Regions from separate parts of the Homo sapiens genome. Here region 2 is linked to region 1. A link is an interaction called in ENCODE POLR2A ChIA-PET data of the cell type or tissue named here. Cell type or tissue: Caco-2. All regions are shown on one strand. Links, peaks and the distances in the headings refer to the core of each region. The heading gives the core; the rest is flanking DNA.

What was found. Peaks named below come from ENCODE experiments on the same cell type or tissue, not always from the same donor. Only the 100,000 strongest peaks of a DNase experiment are listed, where the experiment ranks them.
Region 2: POLR2A ChIA-PET joins it to region 1 with 5 read pairs; 2 of 35 experiments call an interaction of 5 or more read pairs at or near these places.

Annotation. Positions count from the first base shown.
Region 1 is chr15:75,706,383-75,722,208 of GRCh38, reverse strand. CSPG4 (chondroitin sulfate proteoglycan 4) reads left to right here and starts at 9,361. Exons shown (of 10, transcript NM_001897.5): 1 at 9,361-9,541. The coding sequence starts at 9,454. In Caco-2, for the core only: no CTCF peak of the experiment used is centred there; a DNase peak (open chromatin) is centred at 9,337; H3K4me3 peaks cover 755 bases.
Region 2 is chr15:75,581,511-75,597,336 of GRCh38, reverse strand. No RefSeq gene overlaps it. Among named protein-coding and RNA genes, the nearest start is that of PTPN9, 10 kb to the right of the region's middle. In Caco-2, for the core only: no CTCF peak of the experiment used is centred there; a DNase peak (open chromatin) is centred at 5,146.

The sequences.
Region 1 (15,826 bases), core at 5,044-13,043:
CATAAACCTAGCAGCCGTGGCTCGAGGCCACCTCCACCCCACCCCAACTCCTGCCATGACCCTGATAGCTCAGGCCTCCCCAGGGACCACCACCAATGCCCTGGCCTCCCCGTTCCCAGACCTCCTCATGTGCAAACACCTCCACTCCACTCCCTCACAGGCCGGTCCCCCACTGCAATCCTGGGCTTCTCACCACCTCCCACAGCACTGACAGCCAGTCTCTCTGGGAGGCCATCCCCTGCCCCCCATCTCTGAGACCCCAGTGCTGACCCTGCACTCCCTGCACTTCTGCGTCATCCTTCAGGCCCCTCCAGCTTTCACCACCCTCCTCATCCAGCCCCTTTCCTGGAACATCCCAGCACTGCGTCCCCCAGGTCTGCGTTGTCCATCTGCATCAGGCAGCTAAAGCTGTCAGGACAGTCTCATGGCCAGAACCTTGGACCTGCCCTCCTCGCCACCTGCCACCCACCCCCACCTCTGGGCAGCCTGCCCTCCCCCTCTCCCCCACCCCCAGGGATCATCCCCTGCATGGCTCACTCTCCTCTGTTCGCCTGGCCATCCTTCCGGCCCCCCCATCCACCTGCCCCATCAGGCTGGGCTCTGACGAGTACCCCCCATCACAGCCTCAGAACCGCCATGTCTTTTGTCATCGGCTCCCACGTCCCGCCTGGGACACTGTGGATTGCACCCCTCTCCTTGGACTTGCGCCTCTCATCTGGCTCCCTCCTGTCACACTCTAGATATCCTAAGTCCCCTCTATCTATTCAAACTGTCCCCCAAGCCCACATGCTTCTCCGTCACTGCCTGTCCCTCTCTGCCCAGCCCACAGACCACCTTCCCCACAGAGGTGTTTTCCAGTCATCTCCATTCTCACCTCCCTCTCACACTTGACTCAGCCTGAGTTGGCTCCAGGCCCACTGCTCCACCCGAAAGAGGCTTAACTCGACGCCCGCCACCTGCAGGTGGCAGCTGCTTCCAAGGGACACTCTTCATCCTCTAATGCAATAAATGCCAGCCCTGCCTCACTCATGCTGCCCCTCCTGCTGGCTCCAGGACGCCCTCCTTCTTTCCTTCTGTCTCTCGGCTGCCCCTGCACTGGCTTTCTTCCTGGCTTCCTTCCTTCCTCAACCTGACCTTTCAATGTTGGCGTATGCTTATTCATTGCAAAGGGGAAACAGTAACTTTATAGAAGAGAGGCCTGGCAGGCATCACCTCAACCAAGTGATACGAGTCAACATCCCAATGATTGCACAATAGATGTGTGCCTCTTGGTTTTGTTTGTTTGGTTTTTTTGTGGGGGATTTTTGGGGGAGACAGAGTCTTTTGCTCTGTCACCCAGGCTAGAGTGCAGTGGCGTGATCTCAGCTCACTATGACCTCTGCCTCCTGGGTTCAAGCAATTCTCCTGCCTCAGCCTCCTGAATAACTGGGATTAGGGGAGCCTGCTACCATGCCCAGCTAATTTTTGTATTTTTAGGAGAGGCAGGGTTTCACCATGTTGGCCAGGCTGGTCTCGAACTCCTGACCTCAAGTAATCTGCCCTCCTTGGCCTCCCAAAGCGCTGGGATTGCAGGTGTAAGCCACCACGCCCAGCCAGTTATGTGTCTTTTGATAGGCTGCGTGAGAAGGGCACGGCATCACTTCCTAGGCATTCCTGCCACAATACAGAACCTGAATTTAATCATGAGGAAAACAGACAAACTCAAACCAAAATTCACCTAAAAGAACTGGCCTGTACTTGTCAAAAATGGCAACATCATGGAAGACAATGAAACGCTGAAGAACCATGCAAGATGAATAGACACTCAGAAGAAAGCCGAGGTTTTCTTTTGTTATAAAGGATATTTTTGGGAAAATTGGCAAAGCTGGGGAGAAAAAAGTCTATGGCTTAGTTCAAAGTATTGTACCAATGTTAATTTCCTGGTTTTGATCATTGCACTCCAGTTATGAAAGAGAAGGTCCTGTTCTAGGAAATACTGCTTGAGCCCAGGAGATCGAGACCAGCCTGGACAACACAGTGGGACCCTGTCACTACCAAAAAAGAAAAAAAAAAATAGCCAGGCACGGTGGTGTGTGCCTGTAATCCCATCTACTCAAGCAGGAAGCTCCCTTGAGTCCAGAAGTTTGATGGTGTGGTGAGCTCTGATGGCACCACTGCAGTCCAGCCTGGGCAGCAGAGCGAGACCCTGTCTCATTTTAAAAAAAAAATTAAAAAAGAGGAAAAACTCACTGAAATATTTAGGAATAAAGGAGCATTATGTCTGCAACTTACTTTCAAATGGTTCAGAAAAATAGAGAGAGAGATGGCCGGGTGTGGTGGCTCATGCTTGTAATCCCAGCACTTTGGGAGGCCGAGGCGGGCAAATTACGAGGTCAGGAGATAGAGACCACCCTGGCTAACACAGTAAAACCCCATCTCTGCTAAAAATACAAAAAATTGGCCAGGTGCGGTGGCTCACGCCTGTAATCCCAGCACTTTGGGAGGCCAAGGCAGGCGGATCACAAGGTCAGGAGATCGAGACCATCCTGGCTAACAAGGTGAAACCCTGTCTCTACTAAAAATACAAAAAAAAAAAAAAAATTAGCCGGGCGTGGTGGCGGGCGCCTGTAGTCCCAGCTACTCGGGAGGCTGAGGCAAGAGAATGGCGTGAACCCAGGAGGCGGAGCTTGCAGTGAGCCAAGATGGGGCCACTGCACTGTACTCAAGCCTGGGCGACAGAGCAACACTCCATCTCCAAAAAAAAAAAAAAAAAAAAAAAAAAATACAAAAAATTAGCTGGGCTTGGTGGCACGTGCCTGTGGTCCCAGCTACTCGGGAAGCTGAGGCAGGAGAATCGCTTGAACCTGGGAGGCAGAGGTTGCAGTGAGCTGAGAATGCACCACTGTACTCCAGCCTGGAAACAGTGAGACTCCATCTAAAAAAAAAAAAAGAGAGAGAGAGAGAAAAGAATTTAAAATGTGGTAAACAATTAACATTTGGGAAATCTAGGTGGAGTATGTGGGAAACATTTGTAATCATCTTGCCACTTTTATCTAAGTCTGAAATTATGTCAAAATAAACATTTTAAGGAAGAGACGTTGGTGTCTCAGGGCTCAGTGCTGGGTCTTCCTCCCATTTTGCACCGCGCTCCTCTCTCCCGGGCAGCCTCATCTCCTCTGGTTGCTTTAATTCCCTTATCGATACCCCAGCAATCCGGAAGTAAAACTTCCCCTGACTAGACCTTCTTAGGAGCATTAGGCTCACATATACAGCCGCCTGCACAGTGTCACCTGGGTTTCTCACAAGCACCTTGAAATCAACATGCCCCAAGATTTCCTTATGAGATACCCCCCAGTCCCTGTCCATCTCAATCCATGACACCACCACCCACCCTTCTAAGTGCCCAAGCCAGAAACCTAGGCTTGTCCTGGACACCTCCCTTATCCCAACTCCCACATCCAACCAATTGCCAAGTCACTTTGGGGAGCCTGTCAGTTCCCCAAAACCAGGGTCCTGTTTATTCACCTGTGTCCCCAGCCCTCAGCATCAGCATAGTGCCTGACATATGATCTGTGCTTAAGAAATATTTGTTGAATGAATGAATTTGTTGATCAAGGAATGTCACTTCTTTTCATGGAAGCAGAGTCCTGCTTTCTGAGCCCCAGGCACGTGCCAGGTCTGACTCACTGGACTGCCATCTACGATGTGCTGGCTTCTATCAGTAATCTCTTGCTGCATAACAAATTACTTTCAAAATATAATTGCTTGAAACAGCAACTTCCTTCTGTTGCACACAGTTGCTGTGGGTCAGGAGTTTAAAAGTGACTTTGCTGGGTGGTTTTGGCTCCAGGTCTCTCAGGAGGTGGCAGTCAAGGTGTCAGTAGAGGTCAGGCACGGTGGCTCATGCCTGTAATCCCAGCACTTTGGGAGGCCAAGGCGGGTGGATCACTTGAGGTTAGTAGTTCAAGACCACCCTGACCAATATGGTGAAACCCCGTCTCTACTAAAAATACAAAAATTAGCTGGACATGGTGGTGCATGCCTGTAATCCCAGCTACTCGAGAGGGTGAGGCAGGAGAATCACTTGAATCCGGGAGGCAGAGGTTGCAGTGAACCAAGATCACACCACTGCACTCCAGCCTGGGCAACAAAGCTAGGTTCCATCTTAAAAAAAAAAAAAAAAAAAAAAAGTAGAGGTTGTATTAATCTTAAGATTTGATTAGGGTTGGCAGATCCACTTCCAAGATGGCTCATTCACATGAGTGGTGAGTTGATACTGGCTGCTGGCAAGAGGCTTCAGTTCCTCTCCACATTGGCACCTCCACAGTCTACTTAATTATCCTCAGATCATGGTGGCTGCAATCAGAAGAGAGCAAGGGAAAAGCTACCATATCTTTTCTGACCTCATCTTGGACGTCACTTCATCATTTCTGCAACACCCTATTGGCTGCATAAGGTGGCTGTATTCAACATGAGAGGGAGCTACCCAAGGGCATGAATGCCAGAAGGTGAGGCTCACTGAGGGCCATCTTGGAGCCTGGCTACCACTAGGCTTTTCACTGTGCAAGGACAAGAGCCAATGGGGCCAGTAGGGGCTGAACTCCAAGCTGGGTATTCTTGTATAGGGTGGTGTCCCCACTAAAGCTCCACACAGGCTAACAGCAGCCCCGCCAGCTTGCTCCAGCTGTCTCTTGGTTGTCAGTCTTGCCTCTCCTCCAAGGGACTCGGGGGAGTCACAGACAGCAGGACCCTGGCATAAAAATCATCATAACCACCAGGCACTTCAGAGTTTATAAAGCTCCGGCGCTTCTGTTGGAGGCCATCATCCAAGCACCTCGGTGGCTGTACATTTTACGGATGAGGAAAGGGGTACAGAAAGGCGAAGTGACTTGTCTGGGGCCACATAAAAAAAGGCTTGGCAGGACCGGGCTCCTGGCTCCTGACCCCACATTCTTTCCACTGCCCTGCCCAGTGGCCAGCTCAGACCCACATCCCCTGACATCTACTGCAAGCCTCATTCCCAGCCCTAAGCAGGTATTTCTCACCCTCCTTCTGGGAGCCCCAACCCAGCCCTCAAGCAAATATACTCACAAATTTTTCATCCAGGTGGGGACTGTCCACTCTACTTCCAAGAGGCTCTGTCTGCAGGCAGCCGGCTGTCCACTGGGGCCGCACAGCAAGGGTTAACAGCAGGAACTAATATTTAGAAACAGCACTACCCCAGAGGAGTCAGCTGTGGCCAGCTGGTCACAGCCACTGAAGCCACCAGCCTTTGTGAGTGTGATATGGAAGACGAGTGCCTGCTCCTGGAAAGCAAAGGCTCCAAGAGGGTCCTTCACCACCCCCGGCCCTTGTCCTCCCAGCACGGCTTGTGTGTGGCTCAGAGGCCAGGGCAAAGCCCTCCACTGGCCTCCCTTCCACAGCTGGCTCCTGAGAGTGGCAAACATAACTTTTCAGCTCCCGAACTGTGTAATTGTTGGGACTGGCTGCTCCCTCCCATCCTGAGCCTGGCTGCCTGTACTTGGAGGAGCCCTGTGTGTGCCTCTGCCAGAAGCAGGATCAGGACCACTCCTAACAGAGGCCCCAGGTCAAAGGCCCAGGCCCAGGGCCCGCTGCCATGGAGCTCTTGGCCAGAAAACTGCAGGGCCACTGAGCCAGCGCCTAAAGCCCGTGCCCTCTTGCACAGTAGTGGCCTAGGTTCTGTGACCTTCATGGCAGAGGGCCAATTCCCTGAGGGCGGGCCCTGGGCAGCAGGAGCACACCCCTGCTTAGGCACCACCCCATCTAGGGCACAGGCACACACCATTTCCCAGCAAGCTGGCTTTGGCCACAGGCTTCTTGGGTGGGGCCCAGGCAACGAGGGTGCAAAACACCCTGGCCAAGGGTGGGGCCAAACCACAGCCACTGCCCAGAGCGGGGACTCTTAGTCCAAGAAGCACTAGAGGTAGGAGTGACCAGCAGTGCTTGGCCAGCATGGTTGGGTGAACTCTGCTGGCAGGGAGGTGAGTATTACTGGGCCCTCTGTTGTCTTGTTCTCCAAGAACAATTGGAGAAATGGAGGCAGCACATACCACAGGTCACTGTAGCTTCAGAGAAGTTTGAATCTTCTTTTGCCCCTGGGTGGGAACATCCTTCTTCCTTCTTATAAGTGTGTTCTAAGCCTCCTTCTTTCCTCCTCCCTCCCACCCTGTGCTCTGTCCCATGCTTGGCTGGGGAGGCATGGACGCACACCTCCTGACCCAGCTAAGCAGGCCCCAGGTGAAACTAGGAGAGCTACGGAGATCAGGATTCCAGGGAATCTTTTGAAAGAGAAGTCGACGAGCACGAAGGAGGGCTAGGAGGGCTTGCTGGAGGAAGGTGAGATGTGGCCAGGGAGGTAGGGGCAGTCAGGGATGGCCACCAAGGATGCCTGGCCAAGCAAAGTCATGGGAAAGGTTGGAGGGCAGAAGGAAGAAGGCCCGAGCCAGACCTGAGGATGCCAGAGAGGCCCAGGTCAGCTCTGTTCAGCACTGAGGCTTCAGGGCCTTGGGTGAGCTTGCTGAGGAGCTGGAGAGGGGACAGTTGAGGAGCAGGCACAGCTGGTCCAGCAGCCTTTGTTCCAAGACAGTGGGAGGTGGTCAGGGGTCAGTTCCAAAGGCACACAGGGACCTCGACTTTCTGCCAGTCTGCCTGGCATGATGCTGCTCAGCATTGGTCCGGAGTTCCAGCCCTAGGTTACGGCTGAGCAAAGGCCAGGCCTGTGTGCGCTGGAGCCGCAGCATCCCTTTTCCACTGAGAGCCTCAGTTTCCTCATCTGGAAGCAGGGACACAGTTGGCCAACACATACGCTTCCCAAAGTTGTCAAGAGACCAAGTGAATGTTTTTTGTAAACTGGGAAGCCCCAGCAGAGATGCGCCAGCCGGGTTATTACCGCTGTGCTGGTTGCCATTATTTTCCAGGCCTGTGTTTCTCTGCCCAGCTAGCAACAAGGCAGGGGGAGGCTCCCAGCTAATCCAGACTTGAATCTCAGCTGTGGGTGGGAGCACCCTGTCTGGAGGCTCCACAGACATCTGTGTAGGTGGGGAGCAGGGAAGATGGGGAGGGGGTGGGGGGGGGAGATGGGGCCAGCAGAGATCTTCACCCAGATTTTTGATTCATAGAGCAAAAAGCCTTCTGTCTTATTTTTTCATTCCTGAAAAGAAAGCTCTTTTCCTCCAAACACAGTCTTCCAAGCAGCACCCCCACCCCCAGCCCCATAGCTTGTCAGTAATTAGCCCCTAATGAGGACCAGGTGTCCTACCGACTTGAGGAGAAGGAAAAACAAGGGACAGCCGGGCGCGGTGGCTCACACCTGTAATCCCAGCACTTTGGGAGGCTGAGGCGGGCAGATCACGAGGTCAGGAGTTCAAGACCAGCCTGGTCAACATGGTGAAACCCCATCTCTACTAAAAATACAAAAATTAGCCAGGCATGGTGGTGCACACCTGCAATCCCAGCTACTCAGGAGGCTGAGGCAGGAGAATCGCTTGAACCCGGGAGGCAGAGGTTGCAGTGAGCCGAGATCGCGCCATTACACTCCAGCCTGGGCAACAGAGCGAGACTCTGTCTCAAAAAAAAAAAAAAAAAAAACAAGGGACAAATTGTGGAATCAATGCCTTTACCGCCACTGAGGCCAGCCTAGCACAGCCTCCATCCCAGGCCTCCTAGGGCACCTGGATGGAAGCTCTTAGGTTTGCCAAAATCCCTACAGAACAGCAGCAATTGGTTTCTTAGTCAACTACAGCAGGCATTTATTGTACACCTACTGTATGCAGCAGCCTCTGGAGGAGAAAGTTCAAGCTTTACAACAAGGGAGGTGATATGTGTAAAGCTGTATGTAAACCATGAATCACAGGGAATGTGCAGGATGACAGAGACGGAGGAGAAAGGATAAGCATTTATTGAGCACCTACCGTATGCCAGGCCCTGGGCTAGGGACTTGAGGTACATTAAAGCATTTAATCCTCATTAACCCAATTTTACAAATGAGGAAACTGCCACAGAGAGGTGAGGGGACTTGTTCAAGGTTTGACAACCAAGTAAGGGAGCTGGGATTTGAACCCAGGTCTCTCTGGTTTCAAGACCAATACTCATAACCCCCACATGGACCAGGCACCATCACACCTGAGCACTGCACTTAGGGTCAAAGACCTGGCCCCACATCTCAGCAGCTATGTAGACTAGCTCCAGTCCCTTAATCTCTCTCAGCCTCAGTTTCTTCATCTGCAAAACAGGTCTCAGTTTCGTTGCAAAGTATGAAGTGCTGGGCTGTTACTGGTCAAAGGGAAGAGCTGGGAAGAGGGTGCAAGGTGGGGTTGGGCTGGAGATGGGCTGGAGCAGATAGATGGAGGGACCTGAATGGAGGAAGTAAACCAAGGCCCGGTAACATTGGGACTGGACAGAGAACACGCAGATCCTCTAGGCACCGGAAGCTAAGTAACATTGCCCTTTCTCCTCCTGTTTGGGACTAGGCTGATGTTGCTGCCTGGAAGGGAGCCAGCAGAAGGGCCCCAGCCTGAAGCTGTTAGGTAGAAGCCAAATCCAGGGCCAGATTTCCAGGAGGCAGCCTCGGGAAGTTGAAACACCCGGATTCAGGGGTCAGGAGGCCTGGGCTTCTGGCACCAAACGGCCAGGGACCTACTTTCCACCTGGAGTCTTGTAAGAGCCACTTTCAGCTTGAGCTGCACTTTCGTCCTCCATGAAATGGGGGAGGGGATGCTCCTCACCCACCTTGCAAGGTTATTTTGAGGCAAATGTCATGGCGGGACTGAGAATTCTTCTGCCCTGCGAGGAAATCCAGACATCTCTCCCTTACAGACAGGGAGACTGAGGTGAGGCCCTTCCAGGCAGAGAAGGTCACTGTTGCAGCCATGGGCAGTGCCCCACAGGACCTCGGGTGGTGCCTCTGGAGTCTGGAGAAGTTCCTAGGGGACCTCCGAGGCAAAGCAGCCCAAAAGCCGCCTGTGAGGGTGGCTGGTGTCTGTCCTTCCTCCTAAGGCTGGAGTGTGCCTGTGGAGGGGTCTCCTGAACTCCCGCAAAGGCAGAAAGGAGGGAAGTAGGGGCTGGGACAGTTCATGCCTCCTCCCTGAGGGGGTCTCCCGGGCTCGGCTCTTGGGGCCAGAGTTCAGGGTGTCTGGGCCTCTCTATGACTTTGTTCTAAGTCTTTAGGGTGGGGCTGGGGTCTGGCCCAGCTGCAAGGGCCCCCTCACCCCTGCCCCAGAGAGGAACAGCCCCGCACGGGCCCTTTAAGAAGGTTGAGGGTGGGGGCAGGTGGGGGAGTCCAAGCCTGAAACCCGAGCGGGCGCGCGGGTCTGCGCCTGCCCCGCCCCCGGAGTTAAGTGCGCGGACACCCGGAGCCGGCCCGCGCCCAGGAGCAGAGCCGCGCTCGCTCCACTCAGCTCCCAGCTCCCAGGACTCCGCTGGCTCCTCGCAAGTCCTGCCGCCCAGCCCGCCGGGATGCAGTCCGGGCCGCGGCCCCCACTTCCAGCCCCCGGCCTGGCCTTGGCTTTGACCCTGACTATGTTGGCCAGACTTGCATCCGCGGGTGAGTGAGGGGCCTGAGACCCCGACCCAGCCTGGCGGAACTAGAGGGGTTCCTCCGGGAGGGAAAAGGGACAGGAGGAGCCAGAAGTGGCCCCCAGATCGGGAGTCAAGCAGGCTGCGCTTCTCCCACCACTAGCTGGGGTCGCCAGGGGTTCAATCCTGGGGCGGACACGGGACCCCGCTATCTCAGGTTATGGGGTTTCTAGCTAGCCAAGGCTGTCCAGTTAGGGGCGGGAGCAGGCGCCCCAGGCATGGATTGCCTAGGGCGTGGCTTTGCCCGTTTGGATTGTCTGAGACACCAGTGGGGCCACCCCAATGCTGGCCGAGCTTTGTTTGCCAGGCAAGTTTGGGGTGAGTATGTTGGGGTCCAAAGGGACCCGGCGACAGTGAGAAGTGGGTCCTCCAGCTTCAGATGCCCTGGGCCAGGAATGGGGAGTGCTACAAGGTGGGAAACGAGGAATGAGCCACCCTGCCCTCCCCTGTGAGGAGCACCCCCACACCCCTCCAGCTGCCCCCCAGCTCTGCCCCTTCTTTCCTCCCCTTGCTTCCTTGCAGATCCGTCTATCTGCCACCTCCCCTCTTCATTCTCTCCTCTCCCTCCTCCTGTTGGTGACAGGCAGGACCCCCCACCCACTACCCACTCTCAGCCTCCTAGAGGGAGAGCTGGTGCCCCTCAGCGGGGCTTGTCCTACAGATAGCTCTGGACCACCCCCTGCCACACCTCCTCATCCCAGCACTGATGCCTGACCCAGCAGAGGCTGAATGGAAGTTCGCTTTCCGAGAAGTGCTGGGATATATCCCCTCTCTGTCCCGATGCCAGAAACCCCAACATGACAGCATTCTTCCTTCAGCGAAGGCAGCTCTAGTTATGCCATAAGAACTGTGGCCTTAGGGCCCATCCATCATCACTACCCACGTGTGATTCAGTGCTTCAGCTACACCTTCGAGATCATTCCCAAGAGCAACATGGAGCAAAGGCAGGGCCTGAGCCTCCTTCACAAGGGCCCAGGCCACACCCTTCTCTCCTTCAGATGGAGAAGCCAGCTCTAAAAGAGGGCATCACATGGTTCCCAGAAGGGAAGTGAGTCAAGGGAGGACCCCCGCGGGGTGAATCAGGGCTGGATCTCCAGGCTCCCTGTTCCTGCAGGGACCAGATCCCCTAAGATCTCAGGGCCTGAGGGATGGGCTGGGCCGCCAGGGAGATGGGAAGGGAGCATCCAAGGTGACCAGGGTGGTCAGCTCATTCAGGCCCCAGCCTCCAGCCAAGGAGGGATTCCAGTACCCCCACCTCCTTGGGCTTCAACTGAGAGCCATTCTCAAATACCTTCTTAGCCCTGACAGCATGCAGGCATGGTGCTAGGCTCGCAGGGGCACGGGAAATTGAGAGGCTGAACTGAGACTCATTCAGGAGGCAGAAAGGCAAATTAAATCTCAAACAGCAAAAATCTGGATGAAAAGTACAGAGGGGAGAAAAGCAGGGGCAAGCTGGGGCAGGACACAGGGTGGGCCTCAAACCAAGCCTTGGTGGATGGGAAGGGAGTCAGTCCTCCAGGCAGGGGCGCTGACTCAGAGGCACCAAGGTGGGCGTAAGCAGAGGGGTGTTGAGACAGGAAGGCCAGCAGCCTGGCTGGGAGGCGTATTTCGAGCACAGGCCAGGGAGAACCACTGGGCTGGGGCACAGAAGCCTTAAATGGCAAAATGAAGCCCACGGCCTTATGCCCTGTTGGCAAAGGAGATGCCACAAGGGTTTTAGGGCAAGAGAGCAGCATGGTGCTGTGGGGTTTTATAAAGTTACACCATCCCCTGCCTTTAGGAGGACTCGGAAATGAGGAGGGGCTGTGAGAGCTCCCGTCCAGCAACCCATCTCTGTCACCACTCCTGGTCCAGCTGCCTGCCCTGATTTCTGCAGTAGGGGCAGCCCCTGCCTGAGGAAGGCGTCCCTCCCACCCCTCCTGGATGCCCCTGGCTGCAAAGGCCCTCGTCCTCCCGTATCCGAATGAGGCGTGCTGGGAGGCTCTCCCTCTACTCATCAACATTTGAGGCATCCAGGTCAGGGGGCCTGGCAGTCAGCACCCTAGAGGCCATCTGGGCCAATCTTCCACTTGTATAGAGAGGGAAACTGAGGCCCCAGAGAGGAAGAAAAGTACTCTGAGTTCCACCAAGAACCCCAGCAGCCCAGGAAGAGCCCCCAGCCCTGCTTCGAGGGTGCTCCCAGCCTGCGTCGGGGCCTAGGCTTGGGCCACTGAGACAGTGTGGGTGACAGATGCGGTGTCCAGCTCCTTCTGAGCTGTATGGGAGGCCCCAGCAGAGAGCCAAGCATTGGGGGAGATTGGATTTGAGCTGATACTGGAAGGACAGGCAGAGAAGGAAGGAGGTGACATTCTAGTCGGGGGGTCACAGTGAGCACAGGGCAGGCAGGGGTGGTGGCTCCCACACCTCTTCCCTGGCATCACTGACTGAAAGGCAGAATGTGAGGGGTTGAAGTGGGACCCAGGTTGGGGAGTACCTGGCAGGGAGGGCTTGTGTGTTACCTGGGTGGGGACTCAGAACTGATGGGGGTATCTTAGTGAGCAGGGCCACAGGGACACCAGGTACAAGAAATTGAAGCAGGGTAGATCCTGCTGCCTCTGAGGATGGCTTGGGGGGACCGATGGTGCTCGGGACAGGCACTGAGCCTTGTGTGCACCTTGTGTGCCACCCCAGGCCTCCGGAGCAGGGCAGGGCCCAGGGGCCAGAGCCCTTGGCCCAGCCCACCCGGACTCGAGAAAAACTGTTCTAGAGCAAGTGTAACGGAGCCTCCCTCCCTACGCCTGCCCGCCCGGGCAGGACAAGAAGGGCCTTTTAGTGCTGCCCGCCTGGGGGGCCTGGGGTGGGCCATGCCAGGTGGGCCAGGCGGCTGTCGATGACGGCAGGAGGGGAGTAGGGTGCGTGTGGAGCTCTCAGAGGAAGTGTATAGGCTGTGTCTGGGAACTGGGCGTGCTGCCCAGGAGGGGCGGGCAGGGGAGGGGGAGTTGGAAATAGCCTTGACGTCCGCACTTACTGGCGCACACAGATGTGGGCACACACACTTGCACACGGCCACTCTCACAGACCTGGACGAGGTGGCTACTGCCTCTGTCTCCAAGTCCCCTACCTTAAAGATCTGGGCCAGTGGCACTTGCGGGGAAGGAAGTGAGCACAGGATGGGGACAGGGGTGCCACCTGAGGTGTGTCTTCTATTCAAGGCCAGGGGCAAATGAACAAGGGGCCTGTGGGCATGGGACTGAGGCCTGGTCCCTCCCTGGTCCCTCTGCTCCTTCACTGCCTTTCCCCCTGACTCCCGCCCCATCCAGCTCTCCTCTTGCCTCCAACATGCCCTCCGCCCCAGCATATGTCAGTTCAATAGAGCCTTCCAGAGTTAAGGCTCTTCCTCCAGCTGCAGGCTTAGGGCAGGTTTCAGATTTACTGTATTACCATTCCTACTGAGTTTGTATGAGGAATTTTTGAATGAACTGAATTTGTATGAACAATTTTGTACTTGGCTCCTCCGTGGGGCAAGGGTTCCTAGCTCTCTCCGCTTCTCAGGAGGGTCCGTAACTCCAAACAGGAGAGGACAGAGCTGTCTTATTGCTGTGCTCTTACCTTCAGGGACACCCCATAGTGTGCACTAACCATGTTGTTAGTCCTGCAGCCCCACAGCAGCCCTGCAGGTCAGGAAACAGTCACTGCAGCCTCAACCTCCCAGGCTCAAGCGATCTCCCCACCTCAGCCTCCTGAGTAGCTGGGACTTCAAGCATGTGCCACCACACCAGGGTAATTATTTTTTGTAGAGACGAGGTCTCACTATGTTGCCCAGGCTGGTCTCGAACTCCTGGGCTCAAGCAAGCCTCCCACCTGGGACTCCCAAAGTGCTGGGATTACAGGTGTGAACCACCATACCTGTCCAACAGTCCTATTTTACAGATGAGGAAACTGAGGCTCAGAGAAAAGCAGGGACTGCCTCAGGTCTCTCTTTGGGCACACAGGCCGTGGTGTTCTCACTCACCCCAACAGCAGCGAGTTTCCCCACATCAGGCCAGGTGGACAACCACCCACCAGTGGGCTCAGGCCCCAGCAGGGGAAAGAGAGAGGTCTGCAGGGACAGACAGCTCGCTGAGGACTCCAGATGTTTGTTCTGTCTCCCCATCCCCCACCAGCCAGCGTTCTCTCCCTTTCCAAACCCTCCCCACTTTCTCACAGCCTAAGCAAATCCCCTTCAAAAAACCCTCTCCCCCCAAAGCTAGGGTTGCCAATGAAGCCACTTTTGTCTCTGATGTAGGGTGATAGCTGTAGGGCTGCTGTCAAGGTGGCCTGGTGGCAGGGGTGGGCCCCATCAGGGACAGTGCCTGTCCTGTTGAGCATTCCTGCCTCTCGCTCAGCTCCTTCCCACACCCAGGCCGGCTCCCAGCCTGTGGAGGAGGCCGCTGGCTCTGCCAGCCCTGGCATGCATGCGTTAGCCAGGCCTCCAGCCATCGCTCCTGCTTCAACACTTCAGTGTGTGGCTCTCCTGCGGCCTAAGGTTGAGGTGTGTCAGTGACGCTGCCTCCCTTCCCGGAACTTACTGCAGAAACCCCTGACCCCAGACCAGCCCCCCATGGATCCTGGGGAAACCCGGGCTCAGACAGAGGAGCCTGCTTGTTCAGAGTCACACAGTGAGTCCTCAGGAGATTAGGGGGAGGGCTCCCTACTCTTTGGCCCTGGTTTGGGGGGTAGCTTCACCCTCAGGACCAGCAGCTCCCCGGGAGCACACATCCCACCTGCTTTGCTCAGGGGTCTCCCCCATTGTAGGGCTCACAGCCTGGCCCCCAGAGGGGTGTAGAGATCACTGAGCCAACCAGGGATTTTCTGACTGCACTCCAGCGCACCCCAGGGCTCTCCAGCTGAGCCGGCCTGGAGGCAGCTGAGCTTGGGAATATGGGACGCCTGCCCCACCCCAATTCATGCAGAGCCACTCCACAAACCTGTTTATAGATTGGGTTCCATGAAGATTGGTACTAAGGGCCCTTGGAAGATGTCCTTCCCCAAGTCTGGGAGCCTGGAGGCCGGGAGCAGAAGGTGGTCCCAGCTTCCTCACAGCAGGCCTGGGGCTGTGTGGCCTCTCCTGCCCCAGCTTCCCACTCCTGCCCACTGCCTGCTGGCCCTCACTCCACACTGGCTGAGTGTCCCTTATCTGAAATGTTGGGGACCTGAAGTGTTTCAGATTTTGGAATTTTTTGGCTTTTGGAATATTTGTTATATATAGTGAGATATTTTGAAGATGGGACCCAAGTCTAAACATGAAATTGATTTATGTTTCATATACACCTTATACACATAGGCTGAAGGTAACATTATAGATTTTTTTAAAGAAATTTTGTGCCTGAGAGAAATTTATGTTAAGTTCTTATGTGTGGAGGCCAGGCGCGGTGGCTCACGCCTGTAATCCCAGCACTTTGGGAGGCTGAGGCAGGCAGGTCACCTGAGCTCAGGAGTTCGAGACCAGCCTGGCCAACATGGTGAAACCCTGTCTCTACTAAAAATACAAAAATTAGCTGGGCGTGCTGGCGACACCTGTAATCCCAGCTACTCAGGATACTGAGGCATGAGAATCGCTTGAACCTGGGAGGCAGATGTTGCAGTGAGCTAAGATCGCGTCACTGCACTCCAGCCTGGGTGACAGAGTCAGTGAGGGTTCATCTAAAAAAAAAAAAAAAAAAAGTTCTTATGTGTGAGATTTTCCACTGGTGGTATCCTATTGGCACTCAAAAAATTTTGGATTTAGGGGCATTTGGATTTTGAATTTTCAGATTAGGGATGCTCAACTGTGCTGTGCTATGTCCTTCTCTCCCCAAATATATCATCCTCCCTGGTCAAGGTGATCCTGTGTCCCACGGACTGGCTGATCAGATAGAACTAGGCCATCAGATAATAATCCACAACCGCTGGCACCTTTCCACTTCTACTCAAGCTGCTCCATGCAACAGGCCTTCCCTTTTCCCCCATCCTCCAAGGCTCAGCTCCAGTATCGCCACCCCCAGGAGCCTGTTCTAACCACAGATTGCTCTGAGACCCATGACCTGGATGGCCCCTCTCCTGGGGCCCTGCCCTCCATCTCTGTGGGGTTACAGGCCTTTCTTCCCCTACCCTCACCTGGCCTCTGTCCCCGGTTCATGACCTTCTTCAGCCTGACACCCAGTAAGTGCACATGCGTGTGTGTGCACACACACACTCACACACACACATACACATTCACACACACATACATACACTCACACATACACACTCACAC
Region 2 (15,826 bases), core at 1,424-9,423, 120 kb after region 1:
AGCTCTTGTCTGACATGCAGTGGTCCCTGCATGTTGATTAGTTCTGGGAACAGATTTGGGCAGAGGTAGTAGTTATTTGGAGCCTGATTATACAACTTCAGTACATCCAGTGGAACTAGTCTTAGTGTCGGCTCTTAGAGAGTTGCTCAAGCTGACCTTGTAAAATTGGAAGACTCCCCGCTCCCACCCTCATCCATTGATGATCCTGCTGGCTGCAGATTCAAGCATTTGCCTACATCAATAAGCTCTTTCCTGAATTTAGGTCAATTCTGTAATAGGAACATTGTGTTCCTCTTGCCAAGGAGCATGTTTTAAGTGCCTAAACATTTAGTCTCTGTTTGATAATTTTCTGAGTGCTCTAGTCTGTGCTATCAGCAGCCAACCATATCAGTTCAGAAGCTATGCATGCTAGTGTCAATAGTGACTTGGCCATACTCTGTTCAGAAATAATCAGGTCTGGAAGGACTACTTCCCCAAAGGGCGCACACAGGCACTACAGGCACACACACTCTGGGGACAGCTGCATGAATCAAAGGATATATCAGCCAAAATTATCAACAATCACAACTTGATTTTTTTTTTTTTATTTTGGGATAGAGTCTTGCTGTGTTGCCCAGGCTGGAGTGCAGTGGCACAGTCTCGGCTCACTGCAACCTCCGCCTCCCCAGTTCAGACGATTCTCCTGCCTCACCCTCCTGAGTAGCTGGGATTACAGGGGTGAGCCACTGCGCCCAGAGACTATAACAGCTTTCAATGAGGTCTGTGAGTCCTTGTGGCGAATTATATAACCAGAGGGTAGTCTTAGGGTTCCCCAAACTTGCAACTGGTATCCAAAGTAACGGTAGTCTGTGGACTATTCCCTGAGTTTGGGAAATATATATGTAAATACATAAGTGTGATAAAATATTATAATCACTGTGAGAGCTGGCTGTATGGATGGGGAGGGCACAAAGAATGGCTACTCTACCTGCAGAGGAAAATGTTCAAACAGGTGTCTTTTGAATGGAGTCCTTCAAAGACGAATAGGTATATCCACCAGGTGAATGAAGTCAGAGTGAGCGGGGATGGTGTAGGGGAAAAGTATGAAACAGATGCATTTATACACAGAACTGTAAAACAGCATCACTGAAAAGTAGGCAGCAAAGGAGGCAAGGTAATTTATGAGGCTGGAGAGATATACTAAGGTCAGGTCATGAATGAACTTGCATGGCAGGATGAGAAGCTTCACATGTATCTTGCAGTCAATGGTACATCCTTGAAGTAACATGATCAAACCTATATTTTTAGAAAGGATCACTCTGCTATGGCAGGGATGGATTCAAAGGGGAAAAGACTAGTGGCAGGGAAACTAGGTAGGAGGATCTGGCAGTACCCTATGAGAGAGATGATGAAGGCCTGAATTAAGGTTGTAGAGGAAATGAAGAGAGAGGTGGGAATTAAAGGACATGGTGACTCACTAGCTGTGAAATATAAGAAATGGAATCATCATTGTGATGATTCCTAGATTCCTAATATGGGTGACTGAGTGCCACTAACAAGGACAAGGATCCCAGGAAAAGCACAGTTGAGGGGGATTGAGGAGGAAAGGTATTGAGTTCAGTTTGGGACATGCTGAGTATTAAGGTGACTGGAGATGAATGGCAAGTAGATAGATACAGGTCTGGAGGTATCAGCACATAGATGGCAGCTGAAGTCAGGTAAGAAAAAGCTGGGGAAATGTCCCTCAGATTTGGAAAACAGGAGACCAGTAGTCCTTTGAGAGGACTTGAAGTGGCAGGAACAGAAGTCAGGTTTCAGTAGGTTTAGACATTAATGAGAAATGACCAAGTGGAGAAATAGCAAATGTGGATAAATCACTGCCAAACACAAGTGGATTAGGGTGACACAAACTCTTCCAGTGCAGCCACTGGAACTCAGCATGACTTTTCTCAGACTGTAGGCCGGGCGCGGTGGCTCACGCCTGTAATCCCAGCACTTTGGGAGACCAAGGCGGGAGGAGCACAAGGTCAGGAGATCAAGAGCATCTTGGTTAACATGGTGAAACCCCGTCTCTACTAAAAATACAAAAAATTAGCTGAGTGTGGTGGCACACGCCTGTAGTCCCAGCTACTCAGGAGGCTAAGGCAGGAGAATCGCTTGAACCCAGGAGACAGAGGTTGCAGTGAGCCGAGATCACGCCATTGCACTCCAGCCTGGGCGACAGAGTGAGACTCAGTCTAAAAAAAATAAAAATAAAAAATAAAAAAAAAAAAAGATTGTAAATACATAGGTGTGGTAAAATCACTGTGAGAGCTGGCAGTTTTTGTAACAACAAAAAAAGACAGAGAGAGTGAGAGAAATACGACCAGGGGACACACTGCTATTCAGTGATCAATAGATAATACTGGCTTCTTAGTTAAAAATGTAAGGGGCACTCTGAGATAGGTCCTTCAAGCTACCATTAAAAAATATCAAGTTGTGCTTGTTGATTATTTTGGCTGATATATCCTTTGATTCAATAAGACTGCTTATTCTGGATCTACTGGTTGAAAACCCTGGTCTTTTCTAGGTGCATGGGTTCCAGCAGTACTTGAGATAAAATAGGTGATCTCAAATAGTGGTTCTTTGCTAACTCATGCCAAGCTGGCCCTCCTGCCAAGGCAAGCAAGGTAGGCCATGGCAATAGTATCAGTTAGGGACCGTGTGATGGCTCACGTCTGTAATCCCACACTCTAGGAAGCCAAGATGGGTGGATCACTTGAGCCCAGGAGTTCAAGACCAGCCCGGGCTACATGGCGAAACCCCGTCTCTACAAAAAATACAAAAATAGCCAGGCGTGCTGGCTGTAGTCCCAGCTACTTGGGAGCTGAGGTGGGAGGAGAATGTGATTGGCCCATCTTGAGTTATGAGCCTGACACTTGACTAAGGGAGGGCAATTATCCCAGACTATAGCATCACTCAAATATATTGCATGGGAAGATGACTCTACAATAAAAAGAAACTGGGTGCTGGGCGCAGTGGCTCACGCCTGTAGTCCCAGCACTTTGGGAGCCCAAGGCAGGTGGATCACCTGAGGTCGGGAGTTCGAGACCAGCCTGACCAACATGGAGAGACCAGCCTGACCGTCTGTACTAAAAATACAAAATTAGTGGGGCGTGGTGGTGCATGCCTATAATCCCAGCTACTTGGGAGGCTAAGGCAGGAGAATCACTTGAACCCAGGAGGCAGAGGTTGTGGTGAGCCGAGACTGCGCCATTGCACTCCATGCCTGGGAAATAAGAGTGAAACTCCGTCTCAAAAAAAGAAAAGAAAAGAAAAGAAACAAACAAAAAAAAGAAACTGGGTGCTGTTTAGAGGGCTGGCTAGAAAACAAATATGCAGTCATAGCAACCTATAACACAACCATCTTTTTTTTTTTTTCCTTTTTTGAGACAGGGGCTCACCCTGTTGCTCAGGCTGGAGTACAGTAGTGCAATAATAGCTTACTGCAGCCTTGACCTCCCAGTGATCCTCCTGCTTCAGCCTCTCAAGTAGCTGGGATTACAGGCATGAGCCACCACGCCTGGCTAATTTTCGTATTTTTTTTTTAGAGACAAGGTTTCGCCGTGTTGCCCAGGCTGGTCTCAAACTCCTGAGCTCAAGTGATCTGCCCACCTTAGCCTCTCAAAGTGCTGGGATTACAGGCATGAGCCACCATGCCCAGCCAACACAACCATCTTTAAAACAGGTGGCAAGAGGTAGTTTGATAATCTCTAAAGAAATATGACCAGGTGGAGGCCAGGCGCGGTGGCTTATGCCTGTAATCCCAGCACTCTGGGAGGCCGAGGCGGGCGGATCACGAGGTCAGGAGATCGAGACCATCCTGGCTAACACGGTGAAAACCCATCTCTACTAAAAATACAAAAAATTGGCCAGGCGTGGTAGCGGGCGCCTGTAGTCCCAGCTACTCGGGAGGTTGAGGCAGGAGAATGGCGTGAACCTGGGAGGCAGAGCTTGCGGTGAGCTGAGATCAGGCCACTGCACTCCAGCCTGGGCGACATAGCAAGACTCCGTCTCAAAAAGAAAAAAAAAAAATGTAAGGGGCACTCTGAAATAGGTCCTTCAAGCTAGCATTCAAAAATATCAAGATGTGGGCTGGGCGCAGTGGCTCATGCCTGTAATCCCAGTGCTTTGGGAGGACGAGGCGGGTGGATCATGAGGTCAGGAGTTCGAGACCAGCTGGCCAATATGGTGAAACCCTGTCTCTACTAAAAATTAAAAAAAATTAGCTGGACATGGTGGCGGGTGCCTGTAGTCTCAGCTACTTGGGAGGCTGAGGCAGGAGAATGGTGTGAACCCAGGAGGCAGAGGTTGCAGTGAGCCGAGATCGCGCCACTGCACTCCAGCCTGGGTGACAGAGCGAGACTCCGTCTCAAAAAAAAAAAAAAAAAAAGCTGTTATGGTCACAATCACAGTTTAATCACAGTGAAAGGAAACAGAGTAAAGTCGGCCAAGGGAAGAGATGCACGGAGCAGAAAGCAGGAAAGTTCCAAATGCAGAGCTCCCAGTGGAATCATGGACAGAGTTAATTTTCCCAGTATGTGTAACAATACTCACAGAGTATTGCCAATCAGGCAGTCTCACCTGAGCTTTGATGTCCAAAGTTTTTTTTTGTTTTGTTGTTGTTTTGAGATGGAGTCTCGCTCTGTGGCCCAGGCTGGAGTGCAGTGGCACAATCTTGGCTCACTGCAACCTCCACCTCCTGGGTTCAAGTGATTCTCCTGCCTCAGCCTCCCAAGTAGCTGGAATTACAGGCATCTGCCACCACGTCCAGCTAATTTTTGTATTTTAAGTGGAGACAGGGTTTCCCCCATGTTGGCCAGGCTGGTCTTGAACTCCTGACCTCAGGTGATCTGCCCACCTTGGCCTCCCAAAGTGCTGGGATTACAGGCATGAGCCACCGCGTCTGGCTGGAATGATGTCTAAAATTTTTATTGGGGCTCAGTCATGTGGACCTGATTGTCTGCCCATGTGACTGACCTCAGTCTCCAGCCCCTCCATAAGTCTACCTGATAAAGTGTGATCCAAAGTCTTCCCTCCTCCCTCATCACATTGCTAAACTATCTGGTACGCCCCAAAGACTTCTGCCTAAATCACATTGTTAGACTGTCCAGTGTGGCCTAAGGTCTGCCTCCTGGTAAACAAAGATACTTTTATCAGGCAAGACATTCCAAGGGCTTAGAGGTTACCTCCCAGGAGCGAAGGGCAAAGGCCAGAACACTCTTTGCAAGGTTAAGTTCTTTACTACATACTCCTTCTATTAGCTAGCAAGTTCCATGAGGTCAGGAACCTGGTCTTCCTCATCTTTAGGTCCCCAGTGCCTGGCATTATGCTTGGCACTTGTTACGTCAATAACTTTTAGTTGAGTGAATGAAGAAATACTAAGGTGGAATGAGAATGCACCCTGGAGGAGAGCCCCTCCTCTCTGCTGCTGCACAGAGGAGTGACCTTGCTGAGAAAGCTAAATGGAGGTGTGTGGCAAGCTGCTAACAGGTGCTTGGATATACTGCAGACTTTTAGGAACAAGAACTATATTTAGTTCTGTGTACGTGATTAAAAGGATAGCTTAAAAACTAACTTTGTACATTGGAAAAGGGAAAGGCAATCACCCTAGCTGTCCTTTCTAATAAAGAAATGAGACTGGGCATGGTGGTTCACACCTATAATCCCAGTGCTTTGGGAGGCCAAGGCAGGAGGATTTCTTGAGGCCAGGAGTTCCAGACCAGCCTGGCCAACAGAGCGAGACCTTGTCTCTACAAAAAATTTAAAAATTAGTTGGGCATGGTGATAGGTGCCTGTAGTCCTAGCTGCTTGGAAGGCTGAGGTAGGAGGATCTCCTATGGCCAGGAGTTAGAGCTGCAATTAGCTATAATTATACCATTGCACTCTATACAGATAGATATTTTTTAGAGATGGGATCTCAACTACATTGCCCAGGCTGGTCTTGAACACCTGGGCTCAAGCAATCCTCCCATCTCGGCCTCCTGAGTGTCTGGGGCTACAGACGTGCACCACTGTGCCCACCTTTCTTTCTTTTGGCAGGGTGGGGTGAATCTTTTATAGCCAAATCATCTTTTTTTTTTTTTTGAGATGGAGTCTTGCTCTGTAGCCCAGGCTGGATTGCAATGGTGCAATCTCGGCTCACTACAACCTCCGCCTCCCGGGTTCAAGCAATTCTCCTGCCTCAGTCTCCTGAGTAGCTGGGATTACAGGCACGCGCCACCACGCCCAGCTAATTTTTGTATTTTTAGTAGAGATGGGGTTTCACCACATTGGTCAGGCTGGTCTCGAACTCCTGACCTCGTGATCCACCCGCCTCAGCCTCCCAAAGTGCTGGGATTACAGGCGTGAGCCACCACGCCCAGCCTCATATCATCTTTATAGCACAACACAAGTCTCTTTTATAGGCAGTAGAAATTTTGGAGCAATGTTTGAGAGGAGCTTTGGATTTTAGAAATAAAAATGTTTGGTGGAGAAGGTTATAAAATTCCAACTCCAGCATTGGAAGTATGTCTATTCTTAAACCCAAATAAATACAACAAAAGAGAGGGGAAAATGGTAAGATATGTCTCATAGATAAAGTGGCCATCTTCCTTGATTCAGTCATTCAACACATTTATCAAGGGATTGCCTACTATGTTCTAGGTTCTAGGTGCTGGGAGTTCAGGGGCCAACAGGACAGATGTGGTTCCTGCCATCCTGAAGCTTACAATCTAGTAAGGCACACAAACACTAGGCCAATGAATGTAGAAACAAGTGCATAATTACAAATTGTGATCAGCTCTCTGACGAATAAAAGGGTGCTATGAGTCTCAGAAAGTGCAGTTCAGTTTAGAGAGTAATCAAGGAAGATCTTGCTGGGGAAGTGACTTTTGAGCTGAGACCTTAAGGATGAATCAGATATGTCTGGTGAAGAAGGTGCTGGGAGGGGAGGATAAGCTTTCTAGACAGAGACCTGAAACTTATGCTATTTTTTTTCTTTCTCTTTTTCTTTTTTGTGGGTACATCACATAGTAGATGTATATATTTATGGGTCACATGAGATATTTTCATACAGGCATGCAACGCATAATAATCACATCAAGGTAAATGGGGTATCCATCCCAGGCATTTATCCTTTGTGTTACAAACAATCCAATTATATTCTTAATTATTTTGAAATGTACAATTAAATTATTTTGTACTATAGTCACCCTGTTGTGCTAGCAAATACACCTTACTCATTCTTTTTTTTTTTTCTAATTTGAGACAGGGTCTCACTCTGTCACCCAGGCTGGAGTGCAGTGGCGTGATCTCAGCTCACTGCAACCCCTGCCTCCCAGGCTCAAGTGATCTTTTTTGTATTTTTAGTAGAGACAGAGTCTTGCCATGTTGCCTAGGCTGGTCTCAAATTCCTGAGCTCAAGCCATCCACTTGCCTTGGCCTCCCAAAGTGCAAGGATTATAGGCATGAGCCATTGCACCTGGCTCTTATTCATTCTTTCTATTTTTCTGTACCCATTAACCATCCCCACTTCTCCCTCACCCCCCACTACCCTTCCCATCCTCTGGTTACCATCCTTCTACTCTTTATCTCCATGAGTTCAATTATTTTAATTTTTAGCTCCTACAAAATAAGTGAGAACATGGGAAGTTTGTCTTTCTGTGCCTGGCTTATTTCACTTAACATAATGACCTTCAGTTCCATCCATGTTGTTGCAAATGACAGGATCCCTCTCTCTCTTTTTTTTTTTTTTTTTTTTTGAGACAGAGTCTCACTCTGTCACCCAGTCTGGAGTGCAGTGGCACAATCTTGGCTCACTGCAACCTCTGCCTCCCAGGTTCAAGCGATTCTCATGCCTCAGCCTCCCAAGTAGCTGGGATTACAGGTATGCGCCACCACACCCGGTTAATTTTTGTATTTTTAGTATTTTTTTAAACAGAGACAGGGATTCATCATGTTGGCTAGGCTGGTCTTCAACCCCTGGCCTCAAGTGATCTGCCCCTCGGCCTCCCAAAGTGCTGAAATTACAGGCGTGAGTCACTGTACCCGGCCTCATTCTTTTTTATGACTTAATAGTTCTCCATTGTGTATCTGTGCCACATTTTCTTTATCCATTTATATGTTGATGAACACTTAGGCTGCTTCCAAATTTTAGCTATTGTGAATAGTGCAGCAGTAAACATGGGAGTGCAGATGTCTCTTCAACATACTGATTTCCTTTCTTTGGGGTATATACCTAGGAGGGGGATTGGTAGCTTTATTTTTGGCTTTTTCTTTTCTTTCCTCCCCTCCCTCTCCCCTCCCCTCCCACTCCCCTCTCTTCCCCTCCCCTTCCTTCCCCTCCTCCCTCCCCTTTTCCTCCTCTCCCCCCTCCCCTCCCCTTTCCTTCCCTCCCCTCCCCTTTTCCTCCCTTCCCCTTTTCTTCCCCTCCCCTTCCTTCCCCCCTCCTCCCCTCACCCCTCTTTTCCCCTACACCTTCCCTCCCTTCCCTTCCCCTCCCCTCTCCTCCCTTTTCAACAAGGTCTGACTCTCTTGCCCAGGCTGGAGTGCAGTGGTGTAATCACAGTTCACTGCAGCCTTTATTTCCCAGGCTCAAGTGATCCTCACACCTCAGCCTCCCAAGTACCTGGGACTACAGGTGTGCATCACTACTCCTAGCTGATTTTCTTTATATTTTGTACAGATGAGGTCTCACTGTGTTGCCCAGCCTGGACTCAAACTCCTGGAATCTTGGACTCAAGTGATCTTCCTGCCTTAGCCTCCAGGCATGAGCCACCTCACCTGGCTATATTTTTAGGTTTTCTTTAGGAACCTCCAAATTGTTCTCCATAGTGGTTGTACTAATTTATATTCCCACCAAAAGTGTATGAGGGTTCCCTATTCTCCACATCCTTGCCAGCATTTGTTATTGCCTGTCTTTTGGATAAAAACCATTTTAACTGGGGTGAGATGGTATCTCATTGTAATTTTATTTTATTTTATTTATTTATTTATTTTGAGATAGAGTCTCACTCTGTTGCCCAGGCTGGAGTGCAGTGGCGCAATCCGCCTCCCGGGTTCAAGCGATTCTCCTGTTTCATCCTCCTGAGTAGCTGGGATTACAGGTGTGCACCACTGTGCCCTGCTAATATTTGTATTTTTAGTAGAGACGAGGTTTCACCATGTTGGCCAGGCTGGTCTTGAACTCCTGACCTCAAGTGATCCACCTGCCTCGGCCTCCCAAAGTGCTGAGATTAAAGGCATGAGCCACCATGCCTGGCCTCATTGTAGTTTCGATTTGCATTTCTCTGATGATCAGTGAAGTTAAGCATCTTTTTATATGCCTGTTGAGATTTAAATGTCTTATTTTATAAAATGTCTGTTCTGGGCTGGGTGTGGTGGCTCACGCATGTAATCCCAGCACTTGGAGAGGCTGAAGTGGGTGTATCATCTGAGGTCAGGTGTTCAAGACCAGCCTGGACAATATGGTGAAACCCCATCTCTACTAAAAATACAAAAATTAGCTGGGCATGGTGGTGGGCGCCTGTAATCCCAGCTACTCAGGAGGCTGAGGCATGAGAATTGCTTGAACCCAGGAGGCGGAGGTTGCAGTGAGCTGAGATCGCATCACTGCACTCCAGCCCGGGTGATAGATTGAGACTCTCTCTCAGAAAAACAAAACAAAACGTCTGTTTTGGGCCGGGCGCGGTGGCTCACGCCTGTAATCCCAGCACTTTGGGAGGCCAAGGCGGGCAGATCACCTGAGGTTAGGAGTTCGAGACCAGCCTGGTCAACATGGCGAAAGCCTGTCTCTACTAAAAATACAAAAATTAGCCGGATATATATGTAGAAAGCTGAAACTGCATCCCTTCCTTACACCTTATACAAAAATTAATTCAAGATGGATTAAAGACTTAAATGTTAGACCTAAAACCATAAAAACCCTAGAAGAAAACCTAGGCAATACCATTCAGGACATAGGCGTGGGCAAGGACTTCATGACTAAAACACCAAAAGCAGTGGCAACAAAAGCCCAAAATAGACAAATGGGATTTAATTAAACTAAAGAACTTCTGCACAGCAAAAGAAACTACCATCAGAGTGAACAGGCAACTTACAGAATGGGAGAAAATTTTTGCAATCTACCCATCTGACAAAGGGCTAATATTCGGAATCTACAAAGAACTTAAACAAATTTACAAGAAAAAATCAAACAACCCCATCAAAAAGTGGGTGAAGGATATGAACAGACGCTTCTCAAAAGAAGACATTTATGCAGCCAACAGACACATGAAAAAATGCTCATCACCACTGGCCATCAGAGAAATGCAAATCAAAACCACAATGAGATACCATCTCACACCAGTTAGAATGGCGATCATTAAAAAGTCAGGAAACAACAGATGCTGGAGAGGATGTGGAGAAATAGGAACTCTTTTACACTGTTGGTGGGAGTATAAACTAGTTCAACCATTGTGGAAGACAGTGTGGCAATTCCTCAAGGATCTAGAACTAGAAATATGATTTGACCCAGCGATCCCATTACTGGGTATATACCCAAAGGATTATGAATCATGCTACTATAAAGACACGTGCACACATATGTTTATTGCGGCACTATTCACAATAGCAAAGACTTGGAACCAACCCAAATGTCCATTAGTGATAGACTGGATTAAGAAAATGTGGCACATATACACCATGGAATACTATGCAGCCATAAAAAAGGATGAGTTCATGTCCTTTGTAGGGACATGGATGAAGCTGGAAACCATCATTCTCAGCAAACTATCGCAAGGATAGGAAACCAAACACCGAATGTTCTCACTCATAGGTGGGAATTGAACAATGAGAACACTTGGACACAGGGTGGGGAACATCAAACAGCGGGGCTGGTCATGGGGAGGGATAGCATTAGGAGATATACCTAATGTAAATGACGAGTTAATGGGTGCAGCACACCAATATGACACATGTATACATATGTAACAAACCTGCACATTGTGCACATGTACCCTAGAACTTAAAGTATAATAATAATAAAAAAAATTAGCCAGATGTGGTGGTGCACACCTGTAATCCCAGCTACTCGAGAGGCTGAGGCAGGAGAATTGCTTGAAACGAGGGGGCAGAGGATGCAGTGGGCTGAGATCGTGCCATTGCACTCCAGCTGAGGTGACAGAGTGACACTCTGCCTCAAAAAAAATAAAAAGCAAGGAGGGGCCAGGCGCGGTGGTTCACGCCTGTAATCCCAGCTACTTGAGAGGCTGAGGCACAAGAATCACCTGAGCCAGGGAAGTGGAAGTTGCAGTGAGCCGAGATTGTGCCACTGCACTCCAGCCTGGGTAACAGAGCGAGACTCCATCTCAAACAAAAGAAAAACAGCTGGGTGTGGTGGCTCACGCCTGTAGTCCCAGCACTTTGGGAGGCCGAGGTGGATGGATGACGAGGTCAGGAGTTCACGACCAGTCTGGCCAACATGGTGAAAACCCATCTCTACTAAAAATACAAAAATTAGCTGGGCGTAGTGGCAGGCGCCTGTAATCCCAACTACTCGGGAGTCTGAGGCAGAGAATTGCTTGAACCCAGGAGGCGGAAGTTGCAGTAAGCTGAGACCGCACTACTGTACTCCGGCCTGAGCAACACAGCAAGACTCCATCTCAGCAAAAAAAAAAAAAAGTAAGGAGGCTGTATCAATGGATCTACTATATATGCTTTTTGTAAAATAAGGATCATAGTTTCACCTTTCTTATACTATTATGGTGAGAGTAAATCAATGAAAGTCATTTAGAACAGTGTGTGGGGTAAATGTAAGGACACAATAAATGTCAACCTATTATTTCAGTGTATGTGTGTACTGTAATTTATTTACTGAGTCTTCTATTGATGGGCCATAATGTTTCTTTGTTTGGGATGGAGTCTCACTCTGTTGCCAGGCTGGCGTGCAGTAGGGCGATCTCGGCTCACTGCAACCTCCACCTCCCAGGTTCAAGTGATTCTCTTGCCTCAGCCTCCCGAGTAGCGGGACTATAGGCATGTGCCACCACACTCAGCTAATTTTTGTATTTTTAGTAGAGACGGGGTTTCACCATGTTGGTCTCAATCTCTTGATCTCGTGATCTGCCCACCTTAGCCTCCCAAAGTGCTGGGATTACAGGTGTGAGCCACCGCGCCCAGCCTTTTTTTTTTTTTTTTTTTTTTGAGACAGAGTCTCCCTCTGTCACCAGGCTGGAGTGCAGTGGTGGTGCGATCTCGGCTGACTGCAACCTCTGCCTCCCGGGTTCAAGCGATTCTCCTGCCTCAGCCTCTCGAGTGGTTGGGACAGTGGTGCGCACAACCATGCCCAGCTAATTTTTGTATCTTAGTAGAGACAAGGTTTCACCATGTTGGCCATGATGGTCTTGTTCTCCTTACCTCGTGATCCGCCTGCCTCAGCCTCCCAAAGTGCTGTGATTACAGGCATGAGCCACCGTGCCCGGCCTCATAATGTTTTCAATCTTTTGATACTACAAGCCATTCTGCAGTCTTTTAAGATTTTTGTTTGTTTGTTTTGCAACAGAGTTTTGCTCTCGTTTTATAGGCTAGAGTGCCATGGTGCGATTTCGGCTCATTGCAACCTCTGCCTCCCAGGTTCAAGCAATTCTGCCTCAGCCTCCCGAGTAGCTGGGATTACAGGCATGCAACATCTCGTCTGGCTAATTTCTTGTATTTTTAGCAGAGACGGGGTTTTACCATGTTGATCAGGGTGGTCTCGAACTCCTGACCTCAAGTGATCCACCCACCTGGGCCTCCCAAAGTGCTGGGATTACAGGCGTGAGCCCCGGTGCCCAGCCCAGCCTTTAAGATTTGATTGGGCAGGATGACAGTACCATACTTGAGTTCATTGGTTCAAGCCTGCAGTTACAGGCAAGCCAGGTAGTTGCCTCTCTACTCTGGGTCTCCTGGATTTACCTCTCAAAACAAACTGGCCAGCCAGCCGCCTTGCACTTTGTTTTGTTATTCACGTTTGTGCTCAGAAATTTCCAAACATTGTCCTGTTAAAACAGTGATGGATAACAGTTCCGGAGAACTCTCTTTCCTTACACACCCACACGCCCACACACACAGCTGTGCCTCTGAAAACACTGCTGAGTTCTCTCTCAGCCCACTCAGTTAAATATCTTTATTAATTCTCCTCCTCACCCAGTTCCTAGATCAGGAGTTAGAATGCCTGGGTTCAAGTTTTAGCTCAATACTAATTATTTAGTTGTGTGACTTTGGATAAATCACTGACCCCTGGTGTCCTGAGGATCAGTGGGCAAAACAAATGTGAAGTGTAAATAGTGAGTTGAGAGACTCCATCCTCTCCTGTCTCCAATCAATGGTTTGTACTACTCAGGTCCTGCTGTTTCTTACTCCAGTTTAGTCCTAGAACCATTTGCTTGCCTAGGGAGAAAAAGCATACTTGGCCCGGCACGGTGGCTGACGCCCAACACTTTGGAAGGGGGAGGCAGGCAGATCACTTGAGCCCAGGAGTTCAAGCCTGAGGCTGGGAGTGATAGCTCACAACTATAATCCTAGAGCTTTGGGAGGCCAAGGTGGGTGGATCACTTGAGGTCAGGAATTCGAGACCAGCCTGGCCAACATGGTGAAAACCCGTCTCTACTAAAAAAAACACAAAAATTATATGGGCATGGTAGTGCATGCCTGTAATCCCAGCTACTCTGAAGGCTGAGGCAGGAGAATCACTTGAACCCGGGAGGCAGAGGTGGCAGTGAGCCCAGATCGTGCCATTACACTCCAGCCTGGGTGACACAGCGAGAGACCCTGTCTCAAAAAAAAAAAAAAAAAAAAAACGGGCAAGATAGTGGTTACCCTTCAGCAGAGTAGTAACTGACTGTGGGGTGGGGGATGGGCAAAAGGCGAGGCTTTGGCAAGTTCAGAATATTCTATTTGTTGATCTGTGCATTGGGCACAGACACGAGTGTGTTCAGTTTATGAAAATTCATCTGGCCGGGTGCAGTGGCTTACGCCTGTAATCCTAGCACTTTGGGACGCTGAGGTGGGTGGATTGCTTTGAGCTCAGGAGTTTGAGACCAGCCTGGGCAATGTGGCAAAACCCCATCTCTACAAAAAATATAAAAATGGGCCAGGCCTGGTGGCACGCACCTATAGTCCCAGCTATTTGGGAGGCTGAGGCTGGAGGATCGCTTGAGCCAGGAAGTAGAGGTTGCAGTGAGCCAGGATTGTGCTGTTGCACTCTATCCTGGGCAACAGAGTGAGACCCTGTCTCAAAAAATAAAATAAAAAAATTCATCAAGCAGTACACTTATATTTGTACTTTTTCTGTATATTACACTTCAATAAAAAGAAAGCAGGCTGGATGCAGTAGTTCACGCCTGTAATACCAGCACTTTGGGAGGCTGAGGTGGGCGGATTGCGTGAGGTCAGGAGTTCGAGACCAGCCTGGCTAACATGGTGAAACCCTGTCTCTACTAAAAATACAAAAATTAGCAGGGTGTGCTGGTGGACGCCTGTAATCTCACCTACTCAGGAGGCTGAGGCAGGAGAATTGCTTGAACCCAGGAGGTGGAGGTCACAGTGAGCCGAGATCACGCCATTGCACTCCAGCCTGGGAAACAGAGCAAGACCTCCACTCAAAAAAAAAAAAAAAAAAAAAAAAAAAAAAAAGTATTCCAGACTGGTTACAATACTGAAACTAAAGGAGTGATGAAGTCAACCTCCAGTCAGCTGTATTGATGCAAAGGAGAAAATATCCTAGCTGAGATAAAGATTCAAATACCAAGGATATCGTCTCTGATTCTTACCAAGGGCAGCCTGAAGTTCCTATTGCATTAATGCAGAAATTAGTTGAGGTCAGGGATTGTTTTTAAAATCCTAGAAGGAGCCGGGCATGGTGGCTCATGCCTGTAATGCCAACACTTTGGCAGGCTGAGGCGGGTGGATTGCCTGAGGTCAGGAGTTTGAGACCAGCCTGGCCAACACAGTGAAACCCCATCTCTACTAAAAATACGAAAAATTAGCTAGGCATGGTGGCAGACACCTGTAATCCCAGCTACTAGGGAGGCTGAGGCAGGAGAATTGCTTGAACCTGGGAAGTGGAGGTTGCAGTGAGCTGAGATCGTGCCATTGCACTCCAGCCTGGGCAACAAGAGCGAAACTCCATCTCAAACAAAAACAAAAATCCTAGAAGGCTGGGCACGGTGGCTCACACCTGTAATCCCAGCACTTTGGGAGGCTGAGGCAGGAAGATCGCCTGAGCCCAGTGTAACTGCCCAATGGGATCACCTTGCCTGCTGCTTACACAGCGGATATATCAAGACAGGGGAATTGCAATGGCAAAAGAGTAATTCACACAGAGCCGTCTGTGCAGGAGAGTGGAGTTTTATTATTATTATTATTATTATTATTTTGATTCAGCGTCTCGCTGTTTCGCCAGGCTGGAGTGCAGTGATGCGATCTTGGCTCACTGCAACCTCCACCTCCCGGGTTCAAGCGCTTCTCCTGCCTCAGACTCCCGAGTAGCTGGGACGACAGGTACGCGCCACCATGCCCAGCTAATTTTTGTATTTTTACTAGAGACGGGGTTTCACCATGTTGGCCAGGATGGTCTCGATCTCTTAACCTCATGATCCGCCTGCCTCAGCCTCCCAAAGTGCTGGGATTACAGGCGTGAGTCACCATGCCCGGCCTGGAGCTTTATTATTACTGAAATCAGTCTCCCTGGAGCATTAAGGGATCAGAGTTTTTAAAGATAATTTGGTGGGTAGGGGCTTAGGAAGTGGAGAGTGCTGATTGGTCAGGTTTGAGATTGGATCATAGGGAGTTGAAATGAGTTTTTCTTGCT